Regions from separate parts of the Homo sapiens genome. Here region 1 is linked to region 2. A link is a loop called in an ENCODE intact Hi-C map of the cell type or tissue named here. Cell type or tissue: heart right ventricle. All regions are shown on one strand. Links, peaks and the distances in the headings refer to the core of each region. The heading gives the core; the rest is flanking DNA.

Evidence for each region. Peaks named below come from ENCODE experiments on the same cell type or tissue, not always from the same donor. Only the 100,000 strongest peaks of a DNase experiment are listed, where the experiment ranks them.
Region 1: a loop joins it to region 2, with 4 times the contacts of the local background. A loop is called at or near these places in 1 of 110 quality-filtered maps.

What each region holds. Positions count from the first base shown.
Region 1 is chr5:117,867,547-117,880,225 of GRCh38, forward strand. The region is part of intron 1 of LINC02147 (long intergenic non-protein coding RNA 2147); the gene reads left to right. Among named protein-coding and RNA genes, the nearest start is that of LINC02147, 140 kb to the left of the region's middle. In heart right ventricle, for the core only: no CTCF peak of the experiment used is centred there; no DNase peak of the experiment used is centred there.
Region 2 is chr5:118,785,231-118,797,909 of GRCh38, forward strand. No RefSeq gene overlaps it. Among named protein-coding and RNA genes, the nearest start is that of MIR1244-2, 180 kb to the right of the region's middle. In heart right ventricle, for the core only: CTCF peaks have their summits at 7,001 (motif pointing left) and 7,219; no DNase peak of the experiment used is centred there; H3K4me3 peaks cover 478 bases; H3K27ac peaks cover 602 bases.

The sequences.
Region 1 (12,679 bases), core at 4,375-9,374, 920 kb before region 2:
AATATCGCATGTTCTCACTCATATGTGGGAGCTAAAAAAAATTGATCTCATGGAAGTAGAGAATAGAATGATGTTTAGCAGATTGGGCAGGGTAGTGAGAAGGAGGAATAAAAAGGAGTTGATTAATGTGCAAAAATACAGTTAGAATGAATAAGTATTAGTGTTTGATAGCATAACAGAGTGATTATAGTTAAGAATAATTTATTGTATATTTCAAAATAATGAGAAGATTTGGAATGTTTCCAGCACAAATGACAAATGTTTGAGGCAGTGGATACCCCAATTTGATTTATTACAAATCATTACACATTGTACCCTTGTATCAAAATATCGGTTGTATCCTGTAAATACGTACAACACTCTCTCTCTCTCTCTCTCTCTCTCTCTCTCTCTCTCTCTATATATATATATATATATATATGGAAACATATATATAAAACATATGGAAATATATATATATATATTTCAGCACGTTTAGTAAGATTTAGATATCATCAGCACCACCACCAGCACCATCATCATCACATCATTATTATCTATAAGAAACAGTGGAGCAGAAAATTAAATATGTATATACATTTCATATATATATTTCATATCTATCTATATATATATATATAGAAACATTTCAGTGATAGTAAAATATGAGGCTGTTTTGGCTGAGTCCTCTATGAATGAGACCAGCACTATGGAATTCTGCAACCACATTTTATGTACTTTGTTTGCAAACTCTCTAATCCAGTCACACTTCATAGCCTTCAATTAGTTTCAACATGGCCAGTCATTAAATTTTCGGAACACATCTGGGAGAAAGGAAAAAACACAACTATATCCTGAAGGGATCCCTACCTGTAATATCCTCCCTAGGCTGAAAATTGCATAATAACACCAACTTAATATTCATGGGACTTTGTTGCAAAGTGATAACCAAATTTGCATGTTTGTGTGTGTGTGCATAGATATATTAGGATTCAAAAGTATGATTAAATAGAAGCACAATAAGGAAAACTAAGATATGAAAAATATACATACACATAAACTGTGCAGAATATATTCATGTTTATATGTTTTCTTATTCTATTTCAAACTTTCTTCAATTATAGGAATATACAAAAATAGCTAGACTCAAGATTTTACTCTTTTTCAGTATTAATTATAACCTCCAGGTATATATTTTTATTTAATGTATAAATTTTTATTATCAAGTGATAAAAGAACTAAAGAGAGTTCAAAATTTTAATATAGTATCTCTGTTTTTTTGGAGTTAACATTTCATTGAAATACAGTATTTACAAGATGCCACAAATCACAATTATACAACTCAAAGATTTTTAATAAAGTGAACATAACCATATAAAGAGCTCCTGAGATAAGAGATGGAATCTCACGAGTCCCTCCCATGTCCCATGCTGCTCACATGTCTCACACCCCAAAGGTATTCCAGTTCCAGAGGGAGCTACTGTCCTGACTTCCAGCACTGTGCATCACTTTGTCTCTTTTTGAAGTTCATATACATTGAAGTACTAGCTTGTGCTCTTTTTGCCTGGCTTCTGTTTTTTAACATTATGATTGTGAGAGTTAACCGAGTTGTTGCTTGTAGTAATGATCTGTTTGTTCAATTTGCTGTTGCTTTTTTCTCTTTTTGCATTTCAACATATGAATGAGTACATCACAAATTACTTAGTCTGTTGGTACTAGACTTTGGTTGTTTCCGTTGTTTTGCAATTGTTAATGCCGTTATGAGTATTTTACATGCCTTTTTGTGTACATATACATGTACACCACATATCTATCTATGTATACATACATACATACATTCTTATTGGGTATATTCCAAGAGTGAAATTGTTGTGTCATATGATAGACATGTATTGAGTATGACACATTTCTTACAAATGTCTAGCATATGCACTTTTTTTTTTTTTTTTTTTTAGTGGAGAAAGCTGTTTTAGGAAGAAAAAAAATCCATGCGATTTTATAGAATTTTACTCATATAACTGTGGATTTGTGGTAAATTTCCTCATGGAAAACATAGCTTTTGCCATTGGCTTACCTATCACTGTCTCAGAAAGTAAATTGACTTAAAAAACTACATAGTAAATTAAGTATATATTTTCCTATGTGAAAGATTGATAAATGATTCTGACATATAATGCAGTGCCTGATACACAGTAAGCATTCACTAAAAGTATGTGCTTTGCCAAGGAAGATACACAGATGGCGAATAAGCATGTGAGATGAAGTACACCACCATATATCATCAGGGAATTTCACATTTAAACAACAATGAGACACCACTGCACACTTAGTAGAATGGCTGGAGTTCAAAACAGTGACAACATTAAATGCTGGCAAGAAGGTGCAGCAGCAGGAACTCTGATTCATTGCTGATAAGGATGAAAAATGGTGCAGCTACTTTGGAAGACATGTTGGCAGTTTCTTAGAAACTAAATATATTCATATCGTATATTCCAGCAGTCATGCTCTTTGGTGTTTACTCAAACGAATAGAAAACTTATGTTTATACAAAAACCTAAACATGAATGTTTGTGGCAGGTTTATTAGTAATTGCCAAAACTTGGAGACAACCAAGATGTCCTTCAATAGATGAATGAGTAAACAAACTGTGGTATTTTCATACAATGGAATATTATACAATGATTTCAGGAAATAAACTATCAGGCTACCTAAAGATATGGGTGAATCTTAAAAAGCATAATGCTAAAGAAAGAAGGCAATCTGAGAACGTACATACTGTATGGTTCTAATCATATTATGTTCTGGAAAAGACAAAACTGTGGTAATGGTAAAAGCATCAGTGTCTTCCAGAGGTTCAGTAGAAGTGAAGGAGGGACAAATAGGTGAAGAACAAGAAACATTTAGGGCAGTAAAACTATTCTGTCTGATACAGTAATGATGGATACATGTCATTAAAATTTGCTAAAATTGATAGAACTGCACAACACAAAGAGTGAACCCTAATGTAAACTATGGACTTGAGTTTATCATGAGGTATCACTATCAGTTCATCAATTGTGACCAGTGTACCATACCCAATACAAGATGTAACGGTAAGAAAAGCTGTACGTGGATTCGGAGAGGAAGTATGTGAGAACTCTCCGTACTTGCCAATCAATTTTTCTGTAAACTAAAGTTGCTATAAATAATAAAGTCTACTAATTTTTTAAAAACGTGTTCTTGACCACATTTTCCTCAACTCCTAATGTTGTCCATTCAGGTGGAGTATCAAAGTACTGAACTCAGAGCCAGGACAAAGTAGAAGTAACATTTTTGATTTTTGTATATAACATTGTATTGGTCAGCTATCCCAATAATCCACTTTTAATTGAAGAACACTCGAGTTATTTTAAATATATATATATATATATATATTTTAAAAGGCAGTAAATATTTGGAGGACATTATTATTAGGGAATTCAACAGATGAAATTATTATGATATTTGAATGAATAACAATTATCTTCTGGATCTTAATCTTTTTAAAAGCCCATTTATATGGAAAATGAATCATAATAAGATGTTAAGCCCCAGGGAATATAACAGTTACCTTCTCTACACTTTAGAGTGCTTTCTCACACTTTAGTGCTTTCCACCTTGAAAACTTGTCAGAAATGTTCCTCATATTTCAGAGACAGTACATTTAAAAAATTAAACTCCATACTCTTCCAAGGTATCAGAAAGGTACATCCTGTTTAAATAGTCTCCCTGATGTATGTTTTTAGACTCTAAGTATATATTTGAATAAAAATCAGAATTAACTAATTAATGAAAAGAGAAAACCTTTGAAATGAGTCTGATTTTTTAATGCATCTGGCTCTCTATTTTTTCCTGCTCCCATTCTGAAAGAACTAACTTCCCATCAGTCTATACGTCAAAAACATAGTGTCCCTTTCACCATGTAATCTCAAAAGTGAAGGTTCATTAGTAAAAATCAAATAGAGTAGGTTGATGAAAATGTGGATGGTAAGGTTTTAGAAACAGGAAGAAAAACATTTTTTAAGTAATTTTGCTCTAGTAAGGAGCTTAGAAGTGGGGCTACTGAAGAGGAATGCAATGTCTAAAGAGGACTGTTTTGAGGTCAGATACCTAAGTATGCTGCTGAGACTGATACAGCAGAGACGGAAAATTGGATGGGAGAAATAGGGGGAGTGGTGGCGAGAAGTCCTTGAGTAGGTGAGAGGGGAGTAGCAGCGTTGGCCTAAAATGTGAGCAGGAACAATTCATCCAGAATAAGAGAATTGCATAGCAACATTTGCAGGCAAGTGGTTAGAGAAAGTATCAGGAAATTTCATATGTTTTCTAATTGCATCTCTTTTTCTCAGAAAAAAAAAATGGGAAGAGGGGTTAGCAAATAAGTGATGCTGGTAGAACACTCAGAGCTGGAAATTTGCAAAGAAGGGAAAGGTTAGAAAGTCTGACATAAGCCTGGGACAATAAATTGAGTGACAAAATACAGCAAGAAATGTATCCCATTGTGCATGCTGTTAGATTGCAGAGTATAATCATAGCATTAAATACCTGTTTTTGAATTCTAAGAAATAATATTTTTAAGTCATTAATTCTGAGAAATTGCTTATACAAATGAACAATGGCCGGAGCATTCATAACAATAGGTCTCTGACCCATGGTTTCTGCAGCAACCAGCCAAGGAAGCCAAACTACCATTTCTGCAGAATGGTCAGGGCTTGGTCAATGACTACCAGCTTCCAACTCAGAACAAACCAGAGAAAGCCAAATATGCTCCTAGAACCTATCACATAAGATTCTCCACCTTAGTGAGCTTGCTTCCAGCATGCCCATTTCAGTAACCTCCAATTGTAGTGTACCTGAAGCCTTCTAATTTTTTCACTATCATACTTTCCCATTCCCCTGCCTGCCTTGTAGTCTCCAACAAATGCAAATAATGGTGCTATCCCCATGTTATAATAGGCTCTGAATAAATAATCTGTTCTCATTTGTGTGGCCTACATTTTTTCCACATTAACTTTGATATTGTGTAAATATTGCCTTTCAAAAAACTATATACAGTATGTGTATCACTTCAGTAGAAAAAAAGTTAAACTACTTGGTATCCTTTAACAACAAAACTGGTGAGCTTATTGATTGTTTCCATTTTTCAACTACGTAGATGAGAACATAGTGTAGTGACAAGAGGATGTGGTGCAGGGTTGCCCCCAAAATGGGGCTTAGCCCAGGAGAGTTCTAGGCTTCACTAAGGAAAGAATTCAAAAGTAGGCAGACAATGAAAGCAAGTTTATCAGAGCAATAGTATATAGCAAAATGGCTGCTCCATAGACAGAACAAGGCTAACCCATAGGCAGAGGAGCCTAGAGTAGCCATATAAACCAAAATGACTCTCCATAGGCAAAGCAGGACTACCACATGGGCAGAGCAGCTCAGCAAAGCAGCAATGGCAGTTCTGAGAAGCAGCAGGAGCTTACAGCAACAGCAGCAGTTCAGAGGAGGACCAGCAGCTGCAGCAGCCTCCCCCACTGTGAATTGCTGCCTGACTATATTTATACCTACTCTAAATTATATGCTAATTAAGGGGCAGGTCACTCAGAATTTTCTAGAAAAGGGGCGAGGGAGTTCCTAGAAGCATATAAGGTGACTCCTAGGTCATTGCTGTGGCATTTGTAGAACGTCATGGTGTCGGTGGGAGTATCTTTATGCTAATGAGCAGTGAGGGCAAGTAGAGATCAGTTTCATCACCACCTGCTGATATAAAGAGTCTTCTCTGCTACATTCTATTTTGATCAGCAGGGTTATTTTCGGTGCTTAGAAAAAGTGTTGATGGTCTTCTACCTCAGATGGGCTTTGGAACAGGCATATGTAGTCTCAAGTCTTTGTTTCTTCATAAATCAGTTGAATCACTTTGGTAAAGTTATTTAACCTCTAATGCTACAGGTTTCTGATAAGTAAAATGGGGTAATACCTGTTATCTCAGATGACTTTTTGAGAAGAATATACAAAGTATGCATAACTCATGGGGCTTAGCAGACTTATAAAATAAATTATTTTCCTCTTGCAATTCTCCTCCTTCCCCTTGACCCATTCAATTACATTGAAAATGTGTTTATGTAAAAATAGCCCCAAAATAACAAGAACTTTTAAAAAAGGTTTTGTTTTCCAGTCCCAGCAGTCTGAAAACCACTGTGTCACTGGAGCAAATCTAAAAAGTAAAAAGGATTGTCTGTGTTTCACTAAGCCACCATTATTTGATTTGTTTTGTTCATAAAAGTTTACATGCTAGGAGATTTCTTCAATGATTTCTTTTTAAGGGAGCAAAATTTCTTTCTTCAATCACCATGTTCAGGTCAAAGTACCTTGTCATCTTTACTTCTGATAGTTCCAATATCTGCACAGTGCTGGGCACGAGGCTGAAGCCATTGTGTTCTGGATTGAAATATGTACAGAGAGATGAATAATTATACTTCCTCAATCTCCATATAGAATCTCAGAGCAAATTTCCAAACTCCTTTGAGAAAGAGTTCTGTTTAATTCAATGAAACAAGACAATTACCAGTAGGTGTAATTCTAGGAACTGAATAACTGGCTGAGAAGAGATTTACATAAGTAATTATTAAGAACAAAGTTCGTATATTAGTTCATCTAACTCTTCAGTTGTTAAGATATAAAAGTTGCTCTCTAGAACTTGGAAAAACTCATTAATTTATATCTAGCTTTCACAATTAGGTTAGCTTTGTACTTACAGAAGCTATATTTTCAGCATCTAAAACTTTCGTTTCACAGATCCAATTATACTTAATTAGATTTGTGAAAAGAAAAAACAGTTCTCATTTGTGTTCAATATATAAACTAAATTTCTATTATTTTTACATATCTTTCTAAATTCTGTTAATCTTTGTGTTAACTTACATTGTTATAGTTATAAAATTGGTACCTTTTAAAATGATGCTGATACTGTTTATATAGTATCATTACTTATTTCCTACAAGTGGTATAGAATATAAAATGTTAGAAGCTTTTATTAACACTAAAAGATAAATTTTTAATGAAAAGAATTCATTCAAATTGTATTTACAAAATATATTTTAGTGGGTTTTTACAAAATAAAGTTATATGAACCATCAACTTTGGATATCAATTCATATCTTTTTTTAAATATTAAAATGAAAATTGAAATCAGATTTGTTTCTTTTTTAAAAAATTCTACTTTAAATTCTGGGGTACATGTGCAGAACGGGCAGGTTTGTTACATAGGTATACATGTGTCACAGTGCTTTGCTGCACCCAGCAACCCGTCAGCTACATTAGGTATTTCTCCTAATGCTATCCCTCCCCTAGCCCCCCAATCCCCAACAGGCCCCAGTGTGTGATGTTCCCCTCCCTGTGTCTATGTGTTCTCATTGTTCAACTCCCACTTATGAGTGAGAACATACGGTGTTTGGTTTTCTGTTCTGGTGTTAGTTTGCTGAGCATGATGGTTTCCAGCTTCATCCATGTCCCTACAAAGGACATGAACTCATCCTTTTTCACAGCTGCATAGTATTCCATGGTGTATACGTGCCATATTTTCTTTATCCAGTCTATCATTGATGGGGATTTGGGTGGGTTCCAAGTCTTTGCTATTGTGAATAGTGCCGCAATAAACATACGTGTGCATGTGTCTTTATAGTAGAATGATTTATAATCCTTTGGGTATATACCCAGTAATGGGATTGCTGGGTCAAATGGTATTTCTAGTTCTAGATCCTTGAGGAATCACCACACTGTCTTCCGCAATGGTTAAACTAGTTTACATTCCCACCAACAGTGTAAAAGCATTCCTGTGTAAAAGCACATCCTCTCCAGCATCTGTTGTTTCTTGACTTTTTAATGATTGCCATTCTAACTGGTGTGGTATGGTACCTCATTGTGGTTTTGATTTGCATTTCTCTAATGACCAGTGATGATGAGATTTTCTTCATGTTTGTTGGCCTCATAAATGTATTCTTTTGAGAAGTGTCTGTTCATACCCTTCACCCACTTTTTGATAAGGTTGTTTGTTTTTTTCTTGTAAATGTGTTTAAGTACTTTGTAGATTCTGGATATTAGCCCTTTGTCAGATGGAGAGATTGAAAAAAATTTCTCCCATTTTGTAGGTTGCCTGTTTACTCTGATGATAGCTTCCTTTGCTGTGCTCTTTAGTTTTCTTAGATCCCATTTGTCAATTTTGGCTTCTGTTGCCATTGCTTTTGGTATTTTAGTAATGAAGTCTTTGCCCATGCCTTTGTCCTGGATGGTATTGCCTAGGTTTTCTTTTAGGGTTTTTATGGCTTTAGGTCTTATGTTTAAGTATTTAATCCAACTTGAGTTAATTTTTGTATAATGTGTAAGGAAGGGGTCCAGTTTCAGCTTTCTGCATATGGCTAGCCAGTTTTCCCAATGCCATTTATTAAATAGGGAATCCTTTCCCCATTGGTTGTTTTTGTCAGGTTTGTCAAAGATCAGATGGTTGAATTCTTTTTAAAACAAATTGCTATCAGTATAGTATATCAAAAATAATCATTGGCATAGAAAAATACAGAAATATTTTTTAGAAAATTTGTAGTTAATTGGAGCTACCAATGATGCATATACAAAAAACCATAATATAATCTAGAATTATTAGATGAAGGAAGTAGCTGGCAACCACCTAAGGGATAGGAGGCCAACAATGGCATCAACTTCTGATAAGCTAAGTGTAAATACAGAGAAATGTGAAGCTTCTCCTTGTTCACAAACTAACAAACCCCTCACAATAATTTTCTTCATAGACTGTGAAGATAACTAGCATGAACTTGATAATTTTGATAAATTTTAGCTAATACAAAAAAAATCTGAGATAAAATTTTTATTGAAGTAGGAAAAGTTATTGATATAGCATAAAATGTCGTGATTCTATCTTTACGTAAGCTATGTGGAAAGCACCTTAGAATACTGTTTTGTTGTGTGTGTTTGTTTTCCTTTTCCTTCCGCAAAGGCTGGAGACTGTTCAATAATGGACAAGCACCAACAGTAGGATTTAACAAGACACTCTGAAAGATGATCAAACTTGTACTGCAAACTTCAACCTTCTTAAAACAATAAGACAACACATCTATCATATGTCTTGTTCTGAGGAATCAAAGCCTGTTGCTGTAAAGGTGCTGTGGCTTCCTCACCATAACCTTTATTTATATCCTCCTTAGAACACATTTTCTCATTGAATAATCATTACCATGCAATCATTAATATCTTATTTGAAAATAATACAGAGTCATTTCTGTTGCAGTGAAGCACTGATTGGAATATTCTGAAGCTGAGGATAAGTAATACAAGGTTCATTTGGTTAGAAAGATGTTCATTATTCTTTGCTACCATTGCCTTCTGGCTGCTTGAAGATCAGGGCCTTGATCCAGTGTTTGCTTTTGCCTCCTGCATTTAGGGAATACTCCTGTGTTGTAAAGTCAGAATCAAGTAAGACGATTCACTAATAGTTGCAGATTTTCAGTTATTTTTCCAATTCATTTGAAGCATCCATAAATGTTTTTAAAACAAATTTAACAAGGTATTTTTGTGAGGTTGAACACTCTGCCCTGAAACATGTTGAATGGAGATAAAGACTGAAAAAGACAGTGTGATTCACAGGCTGTGTTGGGAAAATAAAGGTCCATTGATAAGTTTTTAAGGCGATAAATTGAGATGATTAATTTTAACACTCCATTCAATTGTTACTTAATTGGGCAATTTCAAAAATTTTCTTTAAAACTCAGTAAACTGCAAAGAGTTGAATTCTGTAATGAGCCAAAATGATATTCATGAAAACTGTGCTATGTTATTTGTGCACGATCTGCATAATAACCAGTACCAGAGCCACTCAACTTCTCTCAACAGTCATGGCTTAATGAGATAGTTATCCACTCCTAACTCCAAATGTTTCCTTTTTTTTGGTCTTATTCAATATCAGTAAGCATCTGTCAGAAATGCTTACAATTATATAGAAGCACTGCCTTCAGTTTTTCTCACTAGTACCAAAGTGACTTTAGCTGAGCTTCTTCTTGTTAGCTAGGAATTTGATCTGCCTTCCAGCAGCATTTTTGGAGACTGTATTAGTTTCTAGGACTGCTATGATAAAGTACCAAAACCTGGGTGGCTAAAAACAACTGAAATTTATTCTTACAAGGTACTGGAGGCTAGAAGTCCAAAATCAAGGTAATGCTCTCTCTGAAGGACTAGTTTTAGGGGAGAATCTGTTCTATGCCTTTCTCTTAGTTTCTAGTCTTGCTGCAATTCTTGTCAGCCCTTGGCTTGTAGAGGCATCACTCCAATCTCTGTTGCTGTCAACACACAGCATTCTTCTTTGTCTCTTCACATCTTCTCTCTGTGTGTCTTTCTGTGTCTCGTCTTGTGACACCAGTCATATTGGGTTAGCAGCCCTACTCCAGTATGACCTAATTTTAACTAATTGCATCTGCAATGACCCTATGTCCAAATAGGTTCTCATTCTGATGTACTAGGAGTTAGGACTTCAACATGTCTTTTTTAGCAGAAGGCAGGCAAGGAGACACATTCAATGCGTAATGGAGAAGAAGTTTTATGATGGAAATAGTACATGAAGTTCTTAGCTGCTCATTAGGCATTTAGTTCATGGTTGTTTTATGTTTCATATTGCTATATTAATATGTGGTATATGTTTATTCTCTACTTCATTTTACAGAGGATTGAACACAGCTTGAACAAACACACAATATAAGCGTGATTAAAGAAAACTTAAACAGAACTAAAGAATGCATAATATAAGTAAAATTAAGACAAGCAGGGAAAGAAGACAGTTTAGGAAAGGAGAGTACATTCCTGAACACAGAATTGGACAATTAGAGATCATAGTTCGAATTATAGCTTTACTGTGTACTAGCTGTATGAACATGGGCAACTTCCCTTTCTCATCTATCCTGATAATAATCTTACCTTGTATTCAACATAAAGCTTTTCATTCAGGATAAAAAACAATGAGGTGATTTTGTTAAGTTGCTTTGCCCTGTGCCTGACAAAAGCTGTGTGCCCTAAAAGATAGCACTTACTAATGTATTAACTTTGAAAAAAATAAATATACCAATAATTTTACTGTAAGGGGTTTCAAATTTGCCTTTAAGCTCCCTAGAAGCCAAAGCAAAAAGAGTTATATGATTAAGTAAATAATCATCACATTCATGTAAGAGCAAAGCCACTGGTTCCTTAAAGGAAGCCAAACTTTGCATTTATAATTTCCCAGAGATATTTCTCATCTAAGACATTCTATTGAGAATTCTGAATTATTAGTGAAAATGGTCCTAAGAAATGCAGTGTTGAATATTTTTAGTGCATGTGTCTTATAATATTCTCTGAGGAAATTTAAAGTACATGAAAAATACAAATCCCTGAAGATGTAAGATAGTTTTACTTAGGGTACATTGTATTTGATAGAAAGAATATATAGTTTTTAATCTTCCACAAATGCCACTTTTGTGACTCAACTTTTTTTAATTGAGTCTACATAAAATTTGAGTTCGAGGTGAGATGAGAATTTGCATATTACTTATCATGTTGACCCAGTGGCAGTACTCTTTAATTTATGTCATTTATTTTGCTCAACTAATATTTAAGTGCCAACTATACATCAGCTTTACTGAGTGTCCAGGAATTGATAATAAATAAAAATGGATAAGAATTTCTGTCTTCATGTTGTTTACTTTCCAGTGTAAGGAGGCAGGGAACAAAGCCTGAAATCCTGTTTCTCCATCCCCCACCTATTCTTCTGTGTCTAGCAGTCCAGTCAGACTAGTCTGTCATTTCAAAGCTTCTTAAACATCTGATGATGACTTCTTCCCTTTCATTAAAAATCAAAATTGTTAATTTTGTTTTCCTCATGACCTGAGAGAAAGTAGAATGTAGAAAGTGGCTGTTTGGTTGCTATGAGGTGGAGTTTTTAAGGATATTGAGGAAGATAAGAAAATCATCTGTTACTCTCTCATACCCAGTTGAATTTTCACCATAACAGGCTAGGATGCTAATCCAAATTACTCCCGACTACATACATCTATGCAACTATAAAATGAGAAATACTATTTTAAAGAATTTTGAGACTGTGTGTATAAATATATTAGCAAAAGTTTTAAAGGTTTTAAATAAGTGGCAGCAACAATGTTGAACTTTACTTGAGCCTTGTATTCCCAGAAAACAACAATGGTTGAGAAATTTCTCTACCTTTTATTCTCTGAAATCTATCTTCCTTTTTTTATTCTGAGAAATTACCAGAAAGGGCCACTCTGCCCTTGCATATTCTAAGACCCACCTGTGTGTGCCCTTCCTCATGGCTCTCCTCTTTCATAAAACCCCAATTTTCTGCCTTGAAAAAAGGTTTTCCTCATTAGTAACAATTCTCCCTATTGCAATAGCCTGTATAAAATCATCTCTTTAATTATCTCATGCATTATGTGTTTGACAACAATTATTTTTTTACTTTCATAAAGTCAATGCATACTTTTGCTTATGTAATTTAATTATGACATAGAATTAAACACGTAATGAACCACTCCTTTAGGAATATTATTTCATAAAGACTTAAAGAATATGCTCTATTTTTCTTCTTTTATAATTATGTTGACTAAGAGCAATGAACATATCTTTTAAAAGTCTTACAGAAAATACACACAAA
Region 2 (12,679 bases), core at 4,260-9,259:
AAGGCAGCAGGACATCATAAAGGATATTAATAGTGTATATATCAAAAAAATTCACATTATTTCCCGGGAAAGGAAAGGGTGGCATTGATAACAAAGGCAAGCAGCACTCACCGAATCACAGGCTTTCATTCATTTCCACAGGTAATGCTATGGCAGCTTTCCACTCTGTTTATCTCTGCTGAATGTAAATGCAGTTTAATAAGCATTTTGAGTGTCTACTATATAGAAGGCCATGGATATTAAAAGATGAGAAAGTCATGTTCTCAGCCTTCAAGGGGTTTCTGGTCCAGGCAAATAGATGCAATAAAAGGAATTAAATTTAGGGTGATGAAAAAGTTCTGGAGATGAATAGTGGTGATTGCTGCACAATAGTATGAATGTACTTGAGGCCACTGTACTATGCACCAGAAAATGGTTGAGATGGTAGATTTTATGTTATGTATATTTTATCACACACACAAAAAGAAGGAATTAGAAACTCTCTCCTCTCCTTCTTCTGTCAGAGAAAGATGAATCAAAATAAATCAAGTGGCACCAGCACCATTCCTTGGGCAAGAGAATTAGAAGCCAATGTGTGTGTTTTTCCCATTTGGGATGCTGTCAGGTCTAGGCAGATGGTAAACACTCAAAGGCATCTCAGCACCATCACAGGCTGCGTATTGTTCCTGAAGGACAAAGTCAGAGTCATGCCAGGGGGTAATGTTCTTTCCTGGAAATGTACTGACTACAGTGTCTCTGAGGAAAATTAACTAATGATTTTGAAAAGTGTACCCTCTTTAGAGATGACCCAGTAAAGGCAGCTGCTGGGCTTCAGCTCCCACAGAAGGGCAGGGCCAGCTTCCTGGGCATGAGACCAGTGCAGTCACACAGGATGCCATGCTGAGAAGGGCTCCTGTTTAGGGCTCTGCTGCCACTATCTCAAAATTGTTAATAATTTTTTTAACAAGAGGTTTAACATTATCATTTTACACCAGGCCCAGAAAATTAGGTAGGTAGCAAGTCCTGCAGAGGTGGAAGGACACAGCCCCTTTCTGTCCAGAGCCTTCATGAAGGGCAGAGAAGGGTAATGCTCAGAAGGATGCAGCCTCAGACATTTTGCAACATAGGAGAAGCCAAAAGAAACCCAGAGAGAGAAATCTCCCATGGAAGGGAATAGAGTTGTCTTCTAGACCAAGACACCAAAAAATGGGATTGCATAATGTGTGTGTGTGTGTGTGTGTGTGTGTGTGTGCGTGTCTGTGTGTGTGTGTCTGTGTGGCAGGGTATGAGCCCAGTCAGGGGTACAGGCAGCATCCACATCACTAATTTGAAATGCCTTCCCTTAGGAAGTTCCCAGTTAACTAGAACTTTGACCTCTATAAAACCTTTCTTAGAATACTCAAACCTTCAAAAAAGATCTTATATACTGACATTAAAGTAAGTCATGTGGGTCTGGTGAAGGCTAATGGAGCTTTCCTTCTGAGCTCCGGTGTAGAAAGGCATTGTTGCTGACCTTCCTGTCTACTCACACTCCAGGCCTGCAAGAGGCCTTCTGCAGTAATGGAGACTCCCTAATGTAGGAGGGACCCAAGACGCTCCGAACTTCATGACTCACCCATCCCATGTGACGATTTCCCCATAAGAAGAAGGAAGGACTCTAAGACCCCCAGTGTTGTGTTGACATATAGATTATGGCATTATTATACAGTATAATTATGATTTCTTCTTGTGCTGTTTGAAATTTTTTATCATAGATATTTGTGAATGGCTTATTGAACCCTGTCAACTCACTGGGATATAAAGGTGACTTTTTTTGGCAGTAGCTATTCCTAGATGTCTTATATAAGTAATGCCTTCCTTCATATAATCTTGACCCAGTTCCATAAGTTTTAAGACACTCTGACTTATACAAACAGTACCCTTTCTGTTTCCATGATTTAGTCCTATTTATTTAAAAAACTTCAGTAACACATCTGATTCAAATCTCTTCTCTCTACTCCCACCCCAGCCCCAAGCATACGCAAGAGCTTTGATTTTACTCCTCTGAAGTGGAGGGTTTGACTTCCACACCTCTCCTCTCCTCTTCCTCTACCCACTGTTGCTTGCTACCCTGTCAGGGTGTGGCTGAGGGAGCAAGAAAGGAACAAAAACTACCCTCCTGACTGGGCCGGTCTTGACTGATTTGTTGCAGTCTTGCCTTAGTTTGGTAGTATTAATTGCTGTTTTCACTCATTGTATATACACTCAGGGCAGTTGGTATGGATGGCTGGTTACTCCAACATGGCCCACTGGTAAAAAGCTCACTACCCACATCTGATTTTCCCCAATTCCCTGGCAAAGCAGACATCCCAAAAAGAAATAAAAATGATAGTTACCCTTTTGGAAGGTTGCCCTCCCAACCCTTTTTTTTTTTTAATGGAAATTCTTTCAGGACCTCCTCTTATCCTTGGGGAAAGAAAGCATCTTCTCTCCAAAATGTGAGTGAGGGGATAGACTTTCTTCTTGTGTTGACAGTGTGGAAGGAGGGTGGTTGGTTGTAGAGCTGGTTTCTGTATTTGTTTCCATCTTAAGCCTGAGGAGTGGTAGCTGAACCACCTGTTGGCTTTGCTTTGAACTAAAAATGTGGGATTTAGCCATTATTCTGGTACAATCTGACAGCTTATTTGTTAACACTTGTATTTTCTTTATTAAAAATAAAAAATTATAATAACATATGGCCTATGAAAATATGGTATAGGTATACACAGAGAACACTTTCATAGAACAGCAAAGGGCTACTTCCCCAATCCTACAAAAGGAAGGATCATGAACAATTTGCTAAAGAAGAGAAAGTCTTACCTAAATCATAATCGGAAAGTAGAAATTATCCTACTGGAAATGAAGAGGTAGAGGAAGGTTAATCAACCTTGGCAATATTGACATTTGGGCCAGATAATTCTTTGTTATGGAAGGGTGACATTCTTGGACTCTATGCACTATGTGCCAGTAGCACCCCTCCCCAAGTTATGACAAACAAAAATGTCTGCAGATGTTGCCAACTGTCTCTTCAAGGGACAAAATTGTCCCTGGTTGAAAATCACTGGGGTAGAGTTTTATAGGTAGAGGAAAAAATTGTAACCAAAGGCACCAGGTATGGAACAGCATGATATTTCTGAAAACTACACATAGTTCTATATTACTCAAGTACAAAGTGCAATGCCGGGCATAATGGGAGATAGCAATGACAAATATGGAAGCCTGATAATGGAACATCTGGTCGGGATTGCAGATGTTATGGAATGGCATCCCTATGGTGATGGTAAGTCTCAGAAAGGGAATGACACAGTCAGATTTGAATTTCAGACAGATGGTAAGAGGATATGGGAAGAGTAAGACTTTTGGCAGCTGGACCACTCAGGAGCTATGTCAGAAATCAAGATAGAGATGAGAAAATGCACCTGAACTGGAGGAGTGGAAGGAGGGACAGGGAGGGGCTGAATTGTATGTAGGAAGCCTGGGTGGATGGTCCCACAGCTGAAGAAAAGAGAAGACAGAAGGATGGGCTTTCACCTTCCTTGCTGGGAAGAAAAAAGTTTGGAAGGGTTGAGTTGTGGGTGTCTTCTTGTTGGTTAGTTTAAGAACTTAGCCTATGGAAATCTATTTCATCTTCATAGTTTTCTGAATTTTCCAATTCAGAATTCAAATTTTCTGGGAATTCAAATGACAAAGACACTTAGATTTTGATCCCTATCACCTTAGGTAATTTATTCAACACACAAAGCATCACAAACAACTCAGCTGTGCTTTGTCAAAACAGAATTCCTCATTTCAAATGCCATTGTGACAATACTTGAACATTGGTCAAACTACCAATGAAAAGTTGTCATGGTTTTGATATTATCTCTGGAGGGCAATTAAAAAAAAAAAAACATGGGAGGGCCAACGTACCATAAGGAGAAGGATGTGGGTCCTTTCAAAGAAGCTGATACAAAAGGCTTTGCCCTAGGTTGGCACTTTATCCTAGAGAACATGGCTACAACCTCCCTTTGATACATTACAAATTAATTCCAATGGAAACTGATTTCTGAACAGGAAAATTATGGAACAATGGTATAGATATAAAAGCAAAGCAATGTTGTTGTAGAATAGATGAGCAAACATCATCAGCATTTTTAATGCCCTACACAGGGTGAATCTTTTATAAAGAGATTTGTCTCCTAAATAAACTTCATGGTAAGCAACCCAGAAAGTTAAGTTCCCTTATTAGCCTCTTTTTCTGTTCTTCTCAATGGCCCAGATCTTTTAAAGTGATAAGCAGCAGTTGATAAACAGCAGCTAAGGGAGGACAGGAAATGGGCAGAATTCAGCTCTAGTGACATAAATCTCCACATGCAAATCCCAATCCTGGATATGTGGCTACAACAGTGCCCCCAAATGACACAGAAAAGCATTTGTCTGATTTCTTTATTTAAGTATATTTTTCATGTGTTACCATTATAAACACATAAAAAAGGATTTCATTTCCTACTTGACATATTCATTCCCAATGATTTGCATGTCCAAGTGAAGATCTGAAAACTCTCCAAACAACCCACAATAACATGAGAGGAGGAAGGAAATGAAGAAGGTAGGGGTTGAGGAGGGGTTCGGGGTTAAGAGCAATCTGCATTTCTTTTTATGTTCCGTACTTGTTTAACAGGCTATAATCAATATCACTACTGATTTTGTTCCAGCTAAGTTGCAAGCACAGCTGGTTTCAGCACTAGGAAAACTGACTACCAGATTAAAATATTATGTATAAGTTAATGTAAGAGTGCCTATATTTCTTAGGCATCTCTTAGTTAATGGCATCTGTGTTTCATTCTTGGTTGCCCATTGCAAATTGCTTCACTTTTCTATATAAGATAGTCCTAATCAGTAAAATGGGAATAATGTAGCCAGCACCATTCTGTGAGTATAGGCAGCATCTGATATTAAATTTGACCCCTTTATAAATACCTCTAGAGCAAAGGCAAAGTATGGTCCAAGGACCAGTGGCATCAACCTCATCTGGAAATCTACTAGAAATTCTGAATGACAAGCCCCACATGAGATTTTTGAAATGAATCAGAAATTGCATTTCAACAAGACACTTAAGTAATACTGATGGATCAAGGACCACGCTTTGAGTAGCAGTGCCCTAGAACCATGCTGCTGATCTGCAAAGTGTTCCTAGTCCATTACTAGATGAGTACAGAATTTGGGTGTAAGGAATTAAAACATTTATAGTCATTTGACCTTGTGGTCACATCCAAAGCACATACACAGTGAAGACTCATCTCCTTCGATAGGAATGGACCCGGGGAGGCTTCAGGCCTGATGTGGTCAGTTGGATGTGACACAAGTTGCTATCAGTCATGGACAACAGAACTACACATCGTCATGATGGATTTTTTAAAGGAAATGAAAGAGGGAAAGTAGCCTATCACAGTGTCTGAAAAGCACTACTCTAGAGCATGGGTCAGCAAATTTTTTCTATAAAGGGACAGATAATAAATCTCTTAAGCTCTGTAAGTCATAAGGCCTCTGTCACAACCATTCAGCTTCATCACTGTAAAATGGCAATGGGCCATATGTAAGGAAATGTGCATGACTGTGTTTCAATAAAACTTTACTTATCAAAATAGGTAGAGGGTCAGATTTGGCCCATGTCCTGTGCTGACTCCTAATTTAGAGGACCAGCGTTAGCCAAATACAATGCCACCAGAAGATTATGCTGAATCCACTTGATCCAATACAAACCCTTACCTTTAAGAACTAAGAAGGAGATAACACACCCATCCCCCATCCCCTACTTTTGTCAGTGATTTTCCCTACTTGCAGTGGCCATAGCAGAAACAGAAGCTTCTCTGCTCCTTGTGTTCCTGTAATAGTGGGAAATCAGCCAGGACGAGGCCAAACACACGTGGACAACCCTCAGCTACTATCCTAGCAAAACAAGAGGATGAAAAAGGAAATGTCCATAATGGAGAAGGAAAAAAATTAATTCTCCCTTTTTCTAGTTCAGGGTTCTGCAAACTATGGCCCATAAGTCAAATCCAGCCTGCTGCCTATTTTTGTGAAGAAAGTTTTATTAGAACAAAGCTATACCCATTCATCTATATATCACCCATGGCTACTTTTGAGCTAAAGTGGCAGAGTTGGGTAGCCGCAACTGAGACCTTATGGCCTGCAGAGCCTAAAATATTTATTATTTGGGTCTTTACAGAAAAGTTTGCCACCTCTGCTGTCGTTCCTCATGCCATGACTGGTAGCCCCTTGTTCTAGAGAGCTACCAACAAATGGATAAGATGTAGGTTTCTATGTTACCATTAATAGGACTGTTGCCAACTGCTTCCACTGGAAAAATCTTCCTCTGCTAAACAAACCGACACAGAAAGGGAGGCTTCTTGCTGAGTTTCTCTCAAGTTTCTTAATGGCTTTCAAGTTCCTTTTAAGTAGGTTATTTTACTGTTAAAAACTATATAGACAGAGTTACTTATTTATGAGGCAGTCTATTAGTCATGTAAAGGCAGGAATAACTTGGTGCCTTTTTACATTAAACTCATACAAAGAATATTAAAAGCCTTGACAAGCTAAAAGCTTGGCAGGGCAGACAACATCAACCTTGCATCTAGACCTCTGGAACAGTCCCAAAGTGGGTGAAGGGAGCAGGGAGAACAGTTGCCAAACAAACGGGGTCTCTTTTTTCCCAGAGAATTCAAGACTGTTTTTGTCAAAGCTTCAAAGAATAGAAAGCATATTAAATACATGGAGCAAACTTCAACAAACAAAACCTTCCGGCCTTTGAATTCATTGTAAGTAACACTCCTAACACGGCAAGAAAGTAGGCTGTGACGGTTTGGGTGAAAGCAGAAATCCACAAAAAAAGCTCTGTGTAACATGGTGTTAACAAAACACAGTTGTTTCACTTTAGAGAGTTGGAAAGAAGCAAGTGCTGTATCATTGACCAAATCTTCTGCAGTGGCTCCTTATAAATACTACTAGTGCCACCTTCTGGTCATCTGATTCTATGGCAGGCCTCCTGTCACAAGGCCTCACTTTCCCCAATCCAGCAAATGATGTGTATTGTACAATCATGGACTCCTACAAAAGAGATCTGCAGGGTTCTCTAGAGGTCGTTACAGATTACAGACCGCCCAGACCAAGCTGCACTTTTAAGATTTCATATACTTCAAGACAATGGTTTAGCCTCACTGGAAAAACCACGAACATTTCCACTCCTAATTCTTGGCTCCAAAAGCTTGAGAACTCTCTGTCAGCAAGAGAAATACAACTATGCAACTGAGATTTCACTCCCTCCCAGCTCTCCTCACATCCCCAGAGACAGCCAGGCAAAGGGCAAGTCACTGGAGAAGACAAGAAGTAAGTCACTATTTGGAGCCACTTTCCCCAGACAAGGAGGAAAGGAAGCCCAACACCACTCAGAATTTGGACCATGTTTCTTTAGCCAGGATGCCATGCCCGCCCTGGGAGTATTTTGGGGGCCAAAGAATGGTAGGAAAGCTTGTTGCTCTTCTGTTTTGTAACTCTTGCTGCAGAAATTTGATTAAATAAATAAGCAGAGGAAGCACCCAAAAACTGCTGGGCAAAGCCCTCCTACACAACGCAAGTATACAACCGACCTTATTCCTCCCAGAACAGGACCTCTCTATCCTCCCTGTCTTCAGGTTCAGTCTCACACATTGGATCGACAGAAGAGCAGGACTCAGCTGAGAGGCTTTGAGGAGGAAGACCAGGAAGGGAAGGCTTAAAGCATGACAGGGAGGTACAGCCCAGTGGGAAATACAGAAGGGCCTCAGGGGAAAGGGAGTTTAGCTTTCTCCACCTTGACAGAAATGCAGTCCTAGCCTCCCTGTGCTAAATCCTTTTGCTTCTGATTTGAAAAACATTCAGCTTCCTGAAAAGAAAAAGCTATCAGAGGCCTTTTCTTAATCCATCTTGCACATCCTCAGAGTTGATGTCAACAAGCCACAAAGGGAGTTCCTACCAGTCCTCCCTGGGCTGAGTAATGAGGGCAATGAGACAGGGCTAGTATGGTCCCGGATCCCCAGGGGAGGGAGCGGAAGGATGTTCATGGGGATCCTCTGGGCTCTGTCAGGAAGAGGGAGATCCTCTGAGGAGACAAGGCATTTGTCTCAACGAAAAATGGTTGTACTGGGGGTAAATGTCATACTTAATTAAGCCAACCAATGATAAAGGAAGCAAGCTGCCATCTCTTTGGAGTGTTTGAAAAACAGTATTTGGGCTTAGAAGATATTGTTATGATTTATAATTATAGCTTCAATTTATTGACAGACACTGTTTTCTTAAATCAGATTGGCATTTGTTACCTCTGTTTTACTGATAATGAAACTCAGAAATGTTCAAGGTCAAAGGGAACAGGGAAAAGAAAACCTAGCACTGTCTCCAAAGCCTGTACTCTGTCCACTCTGCTCCATGCCCCCCTTCTTTAGAGCAGGTGGTTTTCTCTCACAATATAAAGTCTAAAAATGAGCACCTGTATTGAGTTGTCTGCATTTCTGGAACAAAGAACCTGAAACATGGATTTCCACACTGGGAGAATTGCAGAAGTGTTCCTGTGGACAACTGACTCCTGACCTGTAAACTCCCAACTGAAACGGACCACGGGCTTAGGAGCTGGCTTTAGCAACAGCTCTTCTTGCAGCCAGAATAAAGCCACAGTAGCTATCCTCTGCCAAGAGTCTTAGTTCAAGCTGCATAGATTGGGTGGGTTATAAACAACAGAAATTTATTTCTTGCAGTTCTGGAAGCTAGAAATCTGAGATCAGGGTGCCAGCATGGTGAAGGGCCTCTTCCAGGTTGCAGACTGCTGACTTCTCATTGTATCCTTACATAGAAGAAACAGGGCAAGAGAGTTACCTGAAGTTCTTTTTATAATGACACTAATCTTGCTCATGAGTGCTGTACTCTCATGACCTAATTACCTCCCAAAGTCCCCATCTCCTAATACACTGCAGGTTACAATTTCAATGTGTAATTTTAGGAGGACACAAATATTCAGCCCATTGTACCAAGTTAGCGGGCTGAAAATGCACTGCTCATCTCAGCCCCACACAGTCATCATCTCATTGCCATCTTTTTCTGTGTCCTTCACTTTTTACCTGGACTTCACTAGGGTGAGAGAAGAGGTCATGATCTATAACAGGTAGTTGTTTTACCCTTGTCCCTGATACACAGTGTTATCAGCCACAGTTTTTCTACAGCAGACACCAGCAGCTCGATGATCCAGACAGATAAGAAACATCTCCACAGTGACCAGAGAAGACTCCAAAGACAGCACAAACACCCAGACAATAACTCATTACCATACACTGGCATCCTTGAGTCTGCCCTCGCTGATACCCATATAGCGCCTTAGGGAGCAGAAAGTGGAGGGGCAAATCCTTGGGAAAAAAAAAAGAAATATCCTTTTCTTGTAAGAAGTTTGAACCTTGAATTTAAATGAATACTTATCTGAAAGACACTTGAGCTAACCCAACAGAGTCTATTTAAAAACCAAAGAGGCCAAGTTATCAAGATACCAAGAACTGACAAGTTTTCGATTGATTTTTTTCTTGCTACTGAATGGAATATGGGATTGAGGACAAAATGAGAGCACTTATAAGAAATAAAGGATACTACCTTTTTATTTTGCATATTTAAGTTGTAATGTATAAATGTTGTCCGATTTTTACGTGTGTGTTTGTACGCATGTTTTATGTGAAATAGCTCCTTTTTGACAAGGTCAATCTGGATTTCAGTAAGGCATTTTTTTTTACGTTTCCCATCATGTCTTTGAGGACAAGATGGAGCAATGCAGGCCAGTTGGTAAAACACTTATGTGAACTCTCGTGCTGCCTATATTTTGTTCCTCTTTGGACACCAAATTTTCAGGGAGACATTAGCAAAGTGGATTTCCTGTAAGAGAATAACTGGTTTAATGAAGAATCTGGTAATCCGATCGAAGAAGGAATGGATATTTTATCTTGGAAAAATGAAGACTCTGGGTGAAGTAGGGTAAAGGGTATGCATCCGTGATAAAGTGGAATGAGTATCTCTGGGAGGCAACCAAGGTTCAAATCATGAATTTTTCTTTACTACAAAATGTCCTCCCCATACACTGTATGTATTATAACTCTATGGTTCTCCACAATATCTACAGGGCAGGTGAGCAGTGCAGGCTGCTGGGAGACACAGAGCCAGAGCTAGAGAAAAGGGGGTAGATAGCAAATGTAGGAAATGTGGGAGAAGAATCAGCAGCCCCAGGGAGGAGTTAATAGTCACAAAGTAAGTCCATATTCCACATATGCTATCTCTGGTGCAAGTCCAAATGGAAGGCAATAGGGTTCTATCACAAAGAAGTACAGAGAATGTGGCTTCAGAATGGTCAAGTGGGGCAGAGATGGTAAGACAGCCAAATCTGGTGCAGGGCTGTATCCAGGGAAATCAGTCCAGGAGATGGTGGCAATGGTCATAAACAGGCCCAACCCCTAGATATGAACCCAGAAGGAACACAGCTGGAAACCAATACCCAGCCATCCTGGTGATAAGGGAGATATCCATATCCCAAACACCGTACTAACAGAGCAAGACAGGGAGAAAGCCCATGAAGAAGGGGATTAGTCTGCCTCAGGGGAAATACAGAAAGCTGCCCCCTTGCTAGGCCTATTGGACCATGGACTTGCCTGAAATTCCAACTTAGTATGATAATTCCCTTGACTTAAATGTAAATGGACCTTAAGTCTTTCTTACCATAATGCCTGTAATCTCAGGAAAAATAGTTTATTAAACCATTTCAATGTATTAACACCTTAATGAGGCTAAGTTCCAGTAGTGGCACTCATTTCCAGTAGTGGCAGCTAGCTGGGATCCAAGTAGATTAGGAATCTGCTTTGTTTAGCTTAGATGACTGGCTGGGAGGGCCAAACGAGGGCATTATGCACTGCCTAGGGCGAGAAGACCTTTGCAGGCAGAGCAGAGCAAAAAGGAGCCCAGACTGCTGAGTGGCCTGAGAATCCTAGGTATCTGGGAGCCAGGACAGGTGGAGGATGAAGCCCAGGAAACAGGAGATTGGTAACAGAAGGGAATGTGTGAGGGCCCTGAAGGCAAACCTCATCTACATGACAGTTCAACTGAGAGCCAGGCCCACCCACTGCTGCTGTATTTCACATCTTTCTGACAACAGCAAAATGCACATGCATTCACTCAGCAAATTTATTCGATCATTTGAAAAATTGTTCTTAACAGAATAGCTGAAAGAAACCACTTGTTCATTCATGAAACATAGTCTCCAAGATTAGACAGCTTTTCTTGAGGTCCTTAAAACTAAAAAGTACACATTTGCCTTTTGCAAAATGCAAGGGCCAAACTCCCTCCACCTATTTTTCATACTCAGGACCCAGAAAGTAACTAGAAAATAAGGGGATGGAGGCAGATATCCAGCAAGCCAAACTAAATGCTCCAAAGTCAGTGTATTAAACATATGCACTGGAATTACATGTAAATCACTCAAGTTTTCCTTATCTTAAAAATATAAAACAACAGGGAAGCCCAGGAATCTCTTCAAATTAGGTATACTGATTGTTTTAAGAAGTAACAGTTATAAGACAAAAATAGAAAATATCATAAACCAAGTAGAAAGCTAACAACCTAGGGTCTTCGGTACAGAAGGAAAGAGCTCTAGTTGTATCAAAATCTTGAGGACATTGGAAGATTAAAGTTCACATTTCAGGCTCAGTTATTTAAAAAAGAATGAGATTAAATGATTGTAGGAATACTTACCTCCATTTAAGCCTAACAACCTTTACTATCTGCATCCCATATTGGTGCCCTTCTAGTAACTGAAATTATTTGGTGTCTTAGATTGTATCCCTGGACGGGCTAGAGTTAATAAAGTTAGGCCGGGGGCGGTGGCTCACGCCTATAATCTCAGCACTTTGGAGGCCGAGGCGGGCAGATCACGAGGTCAGGAAATCGAGACCATCCTGGCTAACACGGTAAAACTCCGTCTCTACTAAAAATACAAAAAAATTAGCCGGGCGTGGTGGGGGGCACCTGTTGTCCCAGCTACTCAAGAGGCTGAGGCAGGAGAATGGCATGAACCCGGGGGGCGGAGCTTGCAGTGAGCCGAGATCGTGCCACTGCACTCCAGCCTCAGTGACAGAGTAAGACTCTGTCTCAAATAAATAAATAAATAAATAAAAATAAAGTTAAACAATTACTTAACCCAAGTCCTGGACTGATGAGAGGCAAATAAGGTGCTATACTCAGAAAAAAAATAAGGAAAGGTTTAATATGCTATGCAAGTTCAGCTATGAATAAGACACAAGTATCTCTCAACAAATATGAAGAAAGAGAGTTTGTTGGCTGGGCGAGGTGGCTCACATCTGTAATCCCAAAACTTTGGGAGGCTGAGGCAGGAAGACTGCTTGAGCTCAGGTGTTCAAGACCAGTCTGAACAAGATGGCAAGACCCTGTTGTTACAAAAAAAAAAAAAAAAAAAAAAAATTAGCCAAGTGTGGTGGTGTGCATCTGTAGTCTCAGCTACTTGGGAGGCTGAGGCTGGAGGATAACTGGAGCCCAGGAGTTCAAGGCTGCAATGAGCCATGTTTGCACCACTACACTCCAGCATGGCTGACAGAGTGAGATCCTGTCTCAAACAATAATAATAATAATAATA